Linked DNA regions of Homo sapiens: region 1 is linked to region 2. Evidence: read pairs that join two places in POLR2A ChIA-PET (ENCODE). Cell type or tissue: GM12878. All regions are shown on one strand. Each heading gives the region's core, and the rest is flanking DNA. Links, peaks and the distances in the headings are about the cores only.

Evidence for each region. Peaks named below come from ENCODE experiments on the same cell type or tissue, not always from the same donor. Only the 100,000 strongest peaks of a DNase experiment are listed, where the experiment ranks them.
Region 1: POLR2A ChIA-PET joins it to region 2 with 6 read pairs; 2 of 35 experiments call an interaction of 5 or more read pairs at or near these places.

What each region holds. Positions count from the first base shown.
Region 1 is chr9:111,817,050-111,822,049 of GRCh38, reverse strand. No RefSeq gene overlaps it. Among named protein-coding and RNA genes, the nearest start is that of SHOC1, 25 kb to the right of the region's middle. In GM12878, for the core only: no CTCF peak of the experiment used is centred there; no DNase peak of the experiment used is centred there.
Region 2 is chr9:112,009,099-112,015,395 of GRCh38, reverse strand. No RefSeq gene overlaps it. Among named protein-coding and RNA genes, the nearest start is that of LINC02977, 28 kb to the left of the region's middle. RefSeq lists enhancers at 2,436-2,675, 2,716-2,765, 3,006-3,145, 3,256-3,305. In GM12878, for the core only: no CTCF peak of the experiment used is centred there; DNase peaks (open chromatin) are centred at 1,910 and 2,895; H3K27ac peaks cover 3,039 bases.

The sequences.
Region 1 (5,000 bases), core at 1-5,000, 190 kb after region 2:
GAGGCAGGGTTTCTCCATGTTGGCCAGGCTGGCCTCGAACTCCTGACCTCAGGTGATCCGCCCGACTTGGCCTCCTAAAGTGCTGGGATTACAGGCGTGAGCTACCACACCCAGCCCCGTGACTTTCTTCTATATTTCTTGTTTTCCCAGAATTTCTAATGGCTTTTATTCCTTCTCGATTCATCTGCATTTAAATTTTCCTCCAATTTTCTAGACTTTATTTGGAGGCACACATTCTGGAAGATGTCCCAGGGGCATTCGGGATCAGAAATAGGTGAGCAGATCCTTAGGCTCAGCAGAACCTTTGTGGGTCTGTCTTTATATCTGGTTCAGGTGTCATTGGTATGTGTACAGTGGAAAGTGACATGTAAGGCTAGCAAATGTCTCTCTATGTGGAGTGGTCAGGGTTTTGGATAGCCTGAAGAGGTTAGCTAGGTTCATTTTAGGACAAAGATAAAGTGCCTGGATATGGGTTTCTCTGGCCTGGATCTAATTGGCTGCTCCTGGTTAGAACAGTTCCCCTCTGAATTCCACGTTCCCTTGGGCTGGCTGGGGGATGATTTGTTGGGGGACAGTCATAATGGAGCTCAGATGCAGAACATCTGCTGCATACCTCCTGTACCAGACAGTGCCAGTCCGCTCTAACTGGGGCTAGATAGCCAAAATATTTTAGGGCAGAGATAATGAGGAACAGAGAAATGTTCATACTTTTAGTTCCCTTGTTTGTGAAGTAAAATATCACCTACCTGTCTACCCAGTGCCTACAGGGTAGAGACAAAGAAGCTGGGTCTTCTTGTATCATATGAGGCAAGTTTCTAGGTCTGTCTCAGTTGCTTCAAGATCATCCCCTGAGATCTAACCTTCACCTTTCTTGGGCAGTCTTTCAAGTTTTTGTTTTGTTTTGTTTTGTTTTGTTTTGTTTTGTTGAGATGGAATCTTGCTCTGTCGCCAGGCTGGAGTGCAGTGGTGTGATCTCAGCTAACTGCAACCTCTGCCTTCCGGATTCAAGCAATTGTCCTTGCCTCAGCCTCCCGAGTAGCTGGGACTACAGATGCGCGCCACCATGCCCAGCTAATTTTTGTATTTTTAGTAGAGACAGGGTTTCACCATGTGGGCCAGGATGGTCTTGACCTCGTGATCTGCCCGCCTCAGCCTCCCAAAGTGCTGGGATTACAGGTGTGAGCCACCGTACCCGGCCATCTTTCAAGTTATTAACTCTCACTCCCACATGAGGCTATTGTGGAAGTCACTGTTGTCTGGCTCCTCTAGGAGTAAGATATTCCCTGATACCACAGGGATAGAAGTAAAGCTTCCAATGATATGGGGAAGTAGGGAAGGCTTGAGAGGCAAGCTATTTTTCATAGCTTGATGATGCAGCCTGGCAATGCTTAATATATTCTCCTTTATGAGGTGGTCTGGATAGAACTGAAGAGATGAATTATCCATAAGACTAGTACATCTCAAGATACACTGAATGCTTTCCACAATTTTAAGAAAGTCCTACTGGGTATCATGCAGAAGCCCTGCTGGTATATGTGGACCAGTAATGAATCTGTGAGTCCTCAAACACAGATCTAGAGGTTAAAACCAGTTCTTAGCAATACTGCATCCAGGAATATATATGTTGGTGATCTAGATTTTTAGAGTAGATCAGGAGGATGTCCCAGTAACAATACTCAAAGTAATGCCATCATTAGCACTTGAGCTGGGAAGTCAGGTTTCCAGGTTCCTTCTAGCTCTGCTACTTACCAGCAGTGTCATCTTGAGCAAGTTATTTGCCTTCACTAAACTTCAGTTTGCTTTTCTGCCAAATGCAATTAATAGTAATACTTACCTCAAAGATTTGTTGTGAGGACTAAATGAGATAATCATGTAAAGTACTCAACACAGTGTGAGCATTAAGTATATAATACATGTTTACAATTATTAATAGCTACTAGCTTAGGAGGCCCTTCTTGATCCTTATCATTAACCACTGGAAGATGCTGGTAGGAGGGTTATCCAAACAGTATAAAGATGTTCTCGGGACCAGGCGCGGGGGCTCACGCCTGTAATCCCAGCACTTTGGGAGGCTGAGGCAGCTGTATCACGAGGTCAGGAGCTTGGGACCATCCGGACTAACCCGGTGAACCCCCATCTCTACTAAAAATAGAAAAAATTAGCCGGGTGTGGTGGCGGGCGCCTGTAGTCCCAGCTACTCAGGAGGCTGAGGCAGGAGAATTGCCTGAACCTGGGAGGCAGAGCTTGCAGTGAGCCGAGATCGCGCCACTGAACTCCAGCCTGGGCGACACAGCGAGACTGTCTCAAAAAAAAAAAAAAAAAAAGAGAGATGTTCTCAAAGGCCTAGGTGCCACATGGGACCTGAAGAGCCATGTTTGTTCATTGTTTTAACTGTAGGTACCCCAAAGATCCAGCTTCATAAATACCCATGTTCTGGGGTTGGTCTAGAAGATGACCATCAATATGACTATGTGGTTGTATCAGATGGTGAGTGCAAAGAAGATGCAATAATCTTGAACCAAGAACTCCCTGTTCCACACCAAAGTGCCCCATTATTGCCACAGATTTGAGAAACACCTTAGTTTTAGGTTTAGAAAAGGTATATAACAACACAATGGAAATACATTTCTCAGTCACATTCATGTGTGCAAAATGTAAATGATTTCCTTATAACTCACTTTAGCTCATGGGTTATTTCACTGATAATGGAAAACCTAACTCTGTAATCCAAAGTAATCTCAGTTACTTGCAGTTTAAACTCAATCTTTTTTGGTTAAATAGTCAAATTAGGATTTTCTCCTTTTACTTCCTTCTCTCCCTTCTTGGGGTGTAACATCTAGGTTCTGAATGATCCAAGTCCTCCTGGGTGGTCTATCATCCTGACTTTGGGAAAGAGGAACATGGTTTATGGGCTTCAGCAAACCACCTAGTTGGCTTCTTCTAAGATGAATAATCTGTTTCTTTTGTATTGGTTGCCTATCCCCCCTATAACGGTGCTGAAATGTCTGTGCCCACTTGGCTCATCAGTCCCCAGGACCTCACAAGTCACTCTAAGTCTTCCTCATCCTGACCTCTCCAGGTCCACTGGCCTCACTTTCAGTCATTTTTGTCCTTCTTTAGTTTTTTTTAATTAGATTTTTTAAAACTATGGTAAAATATATATAAGAATTTTCATTTTAATCATTTAAAGTGTACATTTCAGTGGCATTCTTGCTCGTCTTTATATTGTTGAGCCACCATCATCACTATCCATCTCCGCAATACTTTCATCACCCCAAACTGAAGCTCAGTACCTATTAAAGAATAGCTCTGTATTCTCTCCTCCCTCTAGCCCCTGGTAACCACTTTTCTACTTTCTGTCTGTATGAATTTGACCGTTCTAAATATTTCACATAAGTGGAATCCTACAGGATTTGTCCTTTTGCATCTAGCTCATTTCACTTAGCACAATTTTTTTTTTTTTTTTTTTTTTTTGAGCCATAGTCTCACTCTGTCACCCAGGCTGGAGTGCAGTGGCGCGATCTTAGCTCACTGCAATCTCCACCACCTGGGTTCAAGCGATTCTCCTGAATCAGCCTCCAGAGTAGGTGGGACTACAGGCACGTGCCACCATGCCCGGCTAATTTTTTGTATTTTTAGTAGAGACGGGGTTTCACCGTGTTAGCCAGGATGGTCCTGATCTCCTGACCTCGTGATCCACCCGCCTTGGCCTCCAAAAGTGCTGGGATTACAGGTGTGAGCCACCATGCCCAGCTCATTTAGCGTAATGTTTTATAGGTTCATCCATGTTTAGCATGTTTCAGAATTTCACTCCTTTCAAAGGCTGAATACTATTCCATTGTATGGATACATCACATTTTATTTATCCATTTATCTGTTGATAGGCATTTGGATTGTTTCCAGCTGTTGGCTATTGTGAATAAAGCTGCCATGAACATGGATGTACAAATATCTGAGTCCCTGCTTTCAATTCTTTTGGGTAAATATCTAGAAGTGAAATTGCTGGATCATATGATAATTCTATTTTCATTTTATGAGGAGCCGCCATACTGGGAACTTTTGAAGGTTTTTCTGAAACCACCTTTGCAAAAAGTATAACTGAGAAAATTATTACAGTGAAAACGATCTGACCTAACCGACTCCGTCTTGCTTCTAACCTCCAAGGTGTCCTTGTTCATTCCAGGGTGGAGGCCAAACTAACTTTGAGAGGAATTTAGTTTATAGTTTAACTTTGAAACAAAGAAGATAACAGCTCTTTCCCAAAACAAACTCCCTTTCTGACTAGAGATTAGATTGGTTTTGTAGGACTAATAAATTAGCCACAAGATTAGAAATTATGGTTTAGGAGTCCTGTGGCTGGAGGCTGCAAGATTCTGAACCTCTCAAATTTCTCCTGAGAATAACAAGACTATTATAAAACCTAAGATCAGCATTTGAGATATTTTCCAGACCTTGCACTCAGTGGATCAGGTGGCACCAACTAGATCGATAAATTGGCTCATCTGGTCTTGTGGTCCCTACCCAGGAACCGGCTCAGTGCAAAGGAACAGCTTTGACTCCTTATGATTTCACCTCTGACTCGACCAATCAGCACTCTCCGCTTTCCAACCACCTACCCACCAAATTATCCTGAAAAACCCTGGTCTCTGGTTTTCAGGGAGACTGATTTGTTTGAGTAATAATAAAACTCTAGTCTCCCGTACAGTTGGCTCTGCATGAATTATACTTTTCCTCCATTGAAATTTCTTGATAAGTCGGCTCTGTCTAGGCAGCGGGCCTAGACAGTATTCCTGGATAAGTTGGCTCTGTCTAGGCAGTGGGCAAGGAGAACCCGTTGGGCAGTTATGTTCCCACGTTATTCAGAGGTGTGCAGGCCTCTTAGGAGCTGCCCTGAGGCCCGTCTACCTGGACAGCACATTTAGTCATTGCTCCTCCTCAGATCAGGTGCCCTGCTATAGACAGGCTTCACTGCCAAATGTGCCATCATACCAAGCAACACC
Region 2 (6,297 bases), core at 519-5,518:
CTAGCTAATAATAGGACAATCACAGATCAGTTAATGAAGAGTACGTGTATTATCGACAGAGTGGAAACTGAGACTTTGTTCTGTTTACTCATTCCCCTTATATATCATAAAGGTCAAGTTCTAACCACCTCCAGAAATAAGGTGCTCCGTGCAGAGCCCTCTTTCCCTAATCTCTCTATAGCTCATCTTCCCTCTTCCTTCTACAGCCCTCTCAGAAGTCTCCACATTTCCCAGTTCTCACTTCAAATTTCCTGGAAAACTCAGCCTCGTTCTAGGGGAGATAGAAGTTGTGCCCCTGGGAACTTCAAAATGCAAATTTAACTTCACCTGACTGCTAGTGCAGGCATCCTCTGCTCAGACCATCAGCTTCAAAGAGAGGAAGGGACCCTGGCCCATCAGTCGGGGTAGATGATGAATTCCCCTCTGGATTAATTTTCCCTCCAACAACAGCCATGGCTGATTCAGTCTCACAAGTTCCTTACGCAGCAAACTCACTTCATCATGGAGCTGAGGAATTGGCAAACTTCTTCTGGCAAGAGCCAGATAATAAATATTTTCGATTTTGTAGGCCAGGTGTTCTCTGTTGTAAGTCCTCAAGTCTGCCATGTTGCACAAAAGTAGCCACAGATGATACCTAAATGAATGGGTGTGGCTGTGTCTCAATAACTTTATTTATGGACACTGAAATGTGAATTTCATATGATTTTCATGTCATGAAATATTATTCTGCTGATTTTCTCCTCAATCATGTAAAAGTATAAAAACCATTCTTAGCTTGCGAGCACACCAAAACAGCTGGCAAACTGGAATTGGCCCATAGGCTGTTTGTTCACTGACACAGATACAGCCACATCACTAAGCGGTGTTTGGTCCTGCCTTGCTGACCTTTTTCAGTATCCTACTTGTGGGGGCCACAGCCCTGGTGGTCTCATAACCATACCCAGTCCTTCCCTCCTACCTGCCAAGCTTTCTGCTCAGTTCTTGTCTTTTGACTGAAGAGTACAAAATTATTCTCCTTTATTTTATTCTTTATGGATTTAGTTTTTATATATGTCATGGTAAGAACGGTTGATATGGTGAGAATATATTCTCTTCCCAATTATTCCAGCACAATAGCACCAATGTTTATTATATTGAATGGAAGTTTTCTTCCTGGGAAATCTGTGATGGCTTTTAAAGAAGTCTTATATTGGTCAGGCGCGGTGGCTCCTGCCTGCAATCCCAGCACTTTGGGAGGCCGAGGTGGGTGGATCACTGGAGGTTAGGAGTTTGAGACCAACCTGGCCAATGTGGCGAAACCCTATCTCCACTAAAAATACAAAAATTAGCCGGATGTGATGGCAGGCACCTGTAATCCCAGCTAGTCGGGAGGCTGAGGCGGGAGAATCGCTTGAACCCAGAAGGCAGAGGTTTCAGTGAGCCGAGATCACGCCACTGCACTCCAGTCTGGGCAACAGAGTGAAGCTCTGTCTCAAAAAACAAACAAACAAACAAAACAAAACAAACAGAAAAACCCTTATATTGAGTATTAGGATCTGTTTCTGGGCTAATTTGTCTCTCCTATTAATCTCTGCCAAATCCTGTGTGTTCAACTTTGATTTTATTCTTATAGTTTTATGATATTGTATGAAACTATATCCCATAGTTCTATAATTTTATAATTTTAATAGAGAGCAGAGCTAGTTTTCCCTGTTGGGCTTTTAGTTTTCAAAATTGTTTAGCTATTTGAAGCAGAATTCAGACTGACTCCTTCTATACCATCCAAATCCCTCTCCTCTTCCTCACTAGGGGCTGAAGAAGCTGAACACTCAAGTTCCCAATCTCCTTTGTTGCTCTGGGCAGACAGAAAGTACAGTTCCAGTTAATTAAGCAGAAGTGAGGTCTACTAGGGGAGTTTCTGGGAAAGTTTTTACTTCGCTGATACCGTGAACAACTGTGGCTGTTCCTTCTTTTTCCCCCTCTTTCTGTCTTGAAAGCAGATGTATGCTAACCATCTTGAACTTAAGAACCATTTTGTCAAGTTAAAAAAAAAAGTGAAGGCCGGGTATGGTGGCTCATACCTGTAATCCTAGTGCTTTGGAAGGCCAAGGTGGAAGGATTGCTGGAGCCCAGGAGCTGCAGGCTGGAGTGAGTTATGACTGCACCATTGCACTCCAGCCTGGGTGACAGAGCAAGATCCTGTCTCTAAAAAAAAAAAAAAAAAGAAATTAAGTCAGTTAAGCCAGGCGGCTTTGTACAGCTCTGTGGAATGACAGAACTTATAAAATGTCCTTTCTCTAGAGCTGTGGGGAAAATGAGGCAAATACTGTATGGGCAACCTCCTGAATGTGTTTCATTTATTCATCTATAATAGCAGGGCTTGGATAAATCTTTCCTATATGCTATGTGTGGGGCTAAGAAATGACCTTATTGTCAAAGGTTGATGAATGCACAGATACAGGGTAAGAAGCCAATCTGGAATGATGGTTTCCATTTTCCACTTGAGAGTTTAAGCCTGGGCAGCAGATACCTGCTCTGTGAACTCTTTACATGAGCAACTTCCCAGCACAAATTGTTCTCATTTCCCAGGCTCACATGTCCACCAGTCCCTACTTTCTGAGGATGACTTTTTCTGTCTCAGATTCCCTTGTGTAGGGAACATTCTCTTCCAGTGAACCTGGCTACCCCACTGGAGCTTGTGGCTGTAGGAGACATGCTTGGAGCCAGTTGTTACTACAGGGGCCTGAGATAAGCCAAGGGTACCAGATGACTGTGAATTACAGGCACTGTTGAGTGTGTGCTTTGAGACCAGAAAGAGGAAAGCTTTTTACTCAAAGCAGAAGTAAAACAGGCTTTTGTGGGGGAAGTGGAAATTAGCTGGTAGGAGTTCTTTGTACCACACATATAAAAATAGGAGTGCTCCTGGAGAGGAGTGCAGCTGGCAGGGACCTGTGGTTGGTCAAAGTGATCAGCAACGTTGCTTGCAAGCCAAAACCATGAGTCACCTTCAGTGGAGCCTGGTGTCCTGAATCCAACACTTTCCTTCTTTGTCCCCATAACTGTGACCTCCCTTCAGAGGTTTTCTGAGGAAACTCAAGACCTGTACCCATTGAAATATGGAGGGACAGCCTGACCTCTTAAGCTTAGAATGTTGAGGCCTGAGCTTGCTCTGGGGCTAGAAAGCTCTGATCCTAGGCCGGATAATTTACTGAGTTATTTGTCTTTGTTTTCTTTGTACATTACTCAGCCTTCAGGGCAGGTAGCCAGGACTTTGAGCTTTCAGGGCCCAAAGAAGAAGCCTGCACATCACTTTCCGTCCTGACTTTTTCCTCCTTCACTCTGAGGGATTTGAGCATGCTGCGCTAGGAGAAGAAGTGGTAGAGTGTTTTTGAGAGACACAGTCCTTAAGATTATTCCCCAAGGGAAGGAAAGGATATGCACAGTTTTTAAAATAATGGGGCTCTGTGGCCCACCCTCCATAGAATCTCAGGAAGATGACAGGGTGTCCGGGAGCCATGACTGCATGTTGAGCCTAGAAAGGTCTTTCTGACTCTGGGTATGGAGGCTCTCAGCTCTGGCAAAGATTTCCAGGGGAACAACAGGGATGTCCAACTTCACTCTATAAGCTTGGCCAGCAGGCAACTTGGTGGAAACCTCGTAGATAAGGGGTTGGCCCATAGGTCAAATCTGGGCCGTCGTCTGTTTTTGTATAACCTATGAGCTTAGAATGGTGACATTTTAAAGTGTTTGGGAAAAAAAATCATATTTTATGACCCATGCAATTATATGAAATTCAAATTTCAGTGTCCATAAATAAAGTCTTCCTGGGATACAGTCAAGTTCATTCATTTTCCTACTGTCTACGGCTGCTTTTAAGCAACAATGGTAGAGTTGAGTGGTTGTGACAGAGAGCTGCTTGGATTGCAAAGCCTAAAATATTGACTATCTGTTCTCTACAGAAAAAGTTTGTGGATCTCTGATGTAAACCAATGACCAGACATACCGCATGAATGTTTGGCTTCACATAAACACTCCTGGCCATTAGCTCTGGGACTGGGCATGGGATTTGGAGGTGGGGAAGAGAAGGCAATCCTCTCAACCTCTGAAATTAAATTTCCCACTAGCTGAGCAGAAAGGAAGCTCAGTGTCATGCCTACCATAATTTAAAGTAAGTAAAGCCATATGAACTTTCTGGAACATTCAGGTTTGTGTTGCAAATTGATTCCTATCATGCTTTATCTCATAAGCCTCCCTGGCAAAGACTTTCTATTAGACAATCATGGCTTTTGTTTTACTGGTTCCATTATGGAAGTAACACCCTTAGGTCTCCTCAATCTCAGCGTGTCCAAATCCTACCATTAGAGCCCAACTTAAACATTCTCCCTCCTCTCTGCCCCTAGTAGTCTTGACCTGCTTTTTCGACTTGCAGGTCCACCTAAGATTTTTCGGCATAAACTTACTTTCAGATATTATGACTGGTTTTCCTCAGAGTCTTGGACAATTTCTCCCAAATTAGAAAGTTTTGATGGGATGTCTCCACCCTCTGAATCTTCCCTGGATTCTGTTGCCCACATCACATTATGGTAATTCATTTACAGGCATACCTCAGAGATATTGTAGTTCAATTCCATACCACTCCAATAAGGCAAATATGGCAATAAAGTGAGCCATACAAGTTTTTGGTTTCTTAGTGCATATAAAGTTATGTTTACAAGGGTGTGGTGTCTCTTATCTGTAATTCTAGCACTTTGGGAGGCCAAGGAGGGAAGATCACTTGAGGTCAGGAGTTCAGAACCAGCCTGACAATATGGTGAGACCCCCTATCTCATGAAAAAGAAAAAAAAAGTGTCATTTTTATGCATTGGCATTTCCTCCAGGTGATGAAATTTTAAAAATTAGCTGGGTGTGGTGGTGCATGCCTCTGGTCCTAGTTACTTGGGAGGCTGAGGCCGGAGGATCGCTTGAGCCCTGGACTTTGAGGCTGCAGTGCGAGACGATTGCACAATTTCCCTCCAGTCTGGGTGACAGAGCAAGACCCTGTCTCTAAAATAAAAAAAAGTTATGAGTTATGTTTACACTATACTGGAGTCTATTAAGTGTGCTATCACATTATGTCTAAAATATGGACTTATCTTAATTTAAAAATACCTTATTGCTAAAAATGCTAATGATCATGTGAGCCTAATGATCATCTGAGCCATTTAGCAAGTCATAATATTTTTGCTGGTGAGGGGGGTCTTGCCTCAATGTTGCTGACTGCTGACCCATCAGGGTGGGGATTGCTAAAGGTTGCGGTGGCTGGGAAAATTTCTTAACTAAGACAACAATGAAGTTTGTTGCATTGGTTGATTCTTCCTTTCATGAAAGATTTCTTGGTAGCGTGCAATGCTGTTTAATAGCATTTTACTAACAGTAGAGCTTCTTTCAAAAATGGAGTCAATCCTTGCAAACCCTGCCAGTACTTCTTCAACTAAGTTTATGTAATATTCTAAATCCTTTGTTATCATTTCAACAGTGTTCACAGAAAATTCACCACATGTCAATTTCATCTCAAGAAACCACTTTCTTTACTCATACATATGAAGCAATTCCTCATTCATTCACGTTTTATCATGAGATTGCAGTAATTCAGTCACATCTTCAGGCGCCACTTCTAATTCTAGTTCTCTTGTTATTTCCACCACATCTGCAGTGACTTCCCCCCACTAATGTATTGAACCCCTCAAAGTCATCCATGAGGGTTAGAATCAGTTTCTTCCAAACTCCTGTTAATATTGATATTTTGACCTCTTCCTATGAATCACAAAAGCTTTTTTTTTTTTCTTAATTGAGACAGAGTTTCACTCCTGTCGCCCAGACTGGAGTGCAATGAAGCAATCTGGGCTCACTGCAACCTCCACCTCCCGAGGTCAAGCAATTCTCCTGCCTCAACCTCCTGAGTAGCAGGGATTATAGGTGCCTGCCACCACGCCCAGCTAATTTTTGTATTTTTAGTAAAGACAGGGTTTCACCATGTTGGCCAGGCTGGTCTCGAACTCCTGATCTCAGGTGATCCACCCACCTCAGCCTCCCAAAGTGCTGGGATTACAGGCGTGAGCCACCGCACCCGGCCCACAAATGCTCTTAAAGGCATTTAGAATGATGAATCCTTACCAGAAGTTTTTCAATTTACTTTGCCCAGATCCATCAGAGGAATCACTGTCTGGCCTTATGAAACGTATGACAGATCCAACCTTATGAAATGTATTTCTTAAATAATAAGATTTGAAAGTCAGAATGACTCCTTGATCCATGGGCTGCAGAATGGATGTTGTGTTA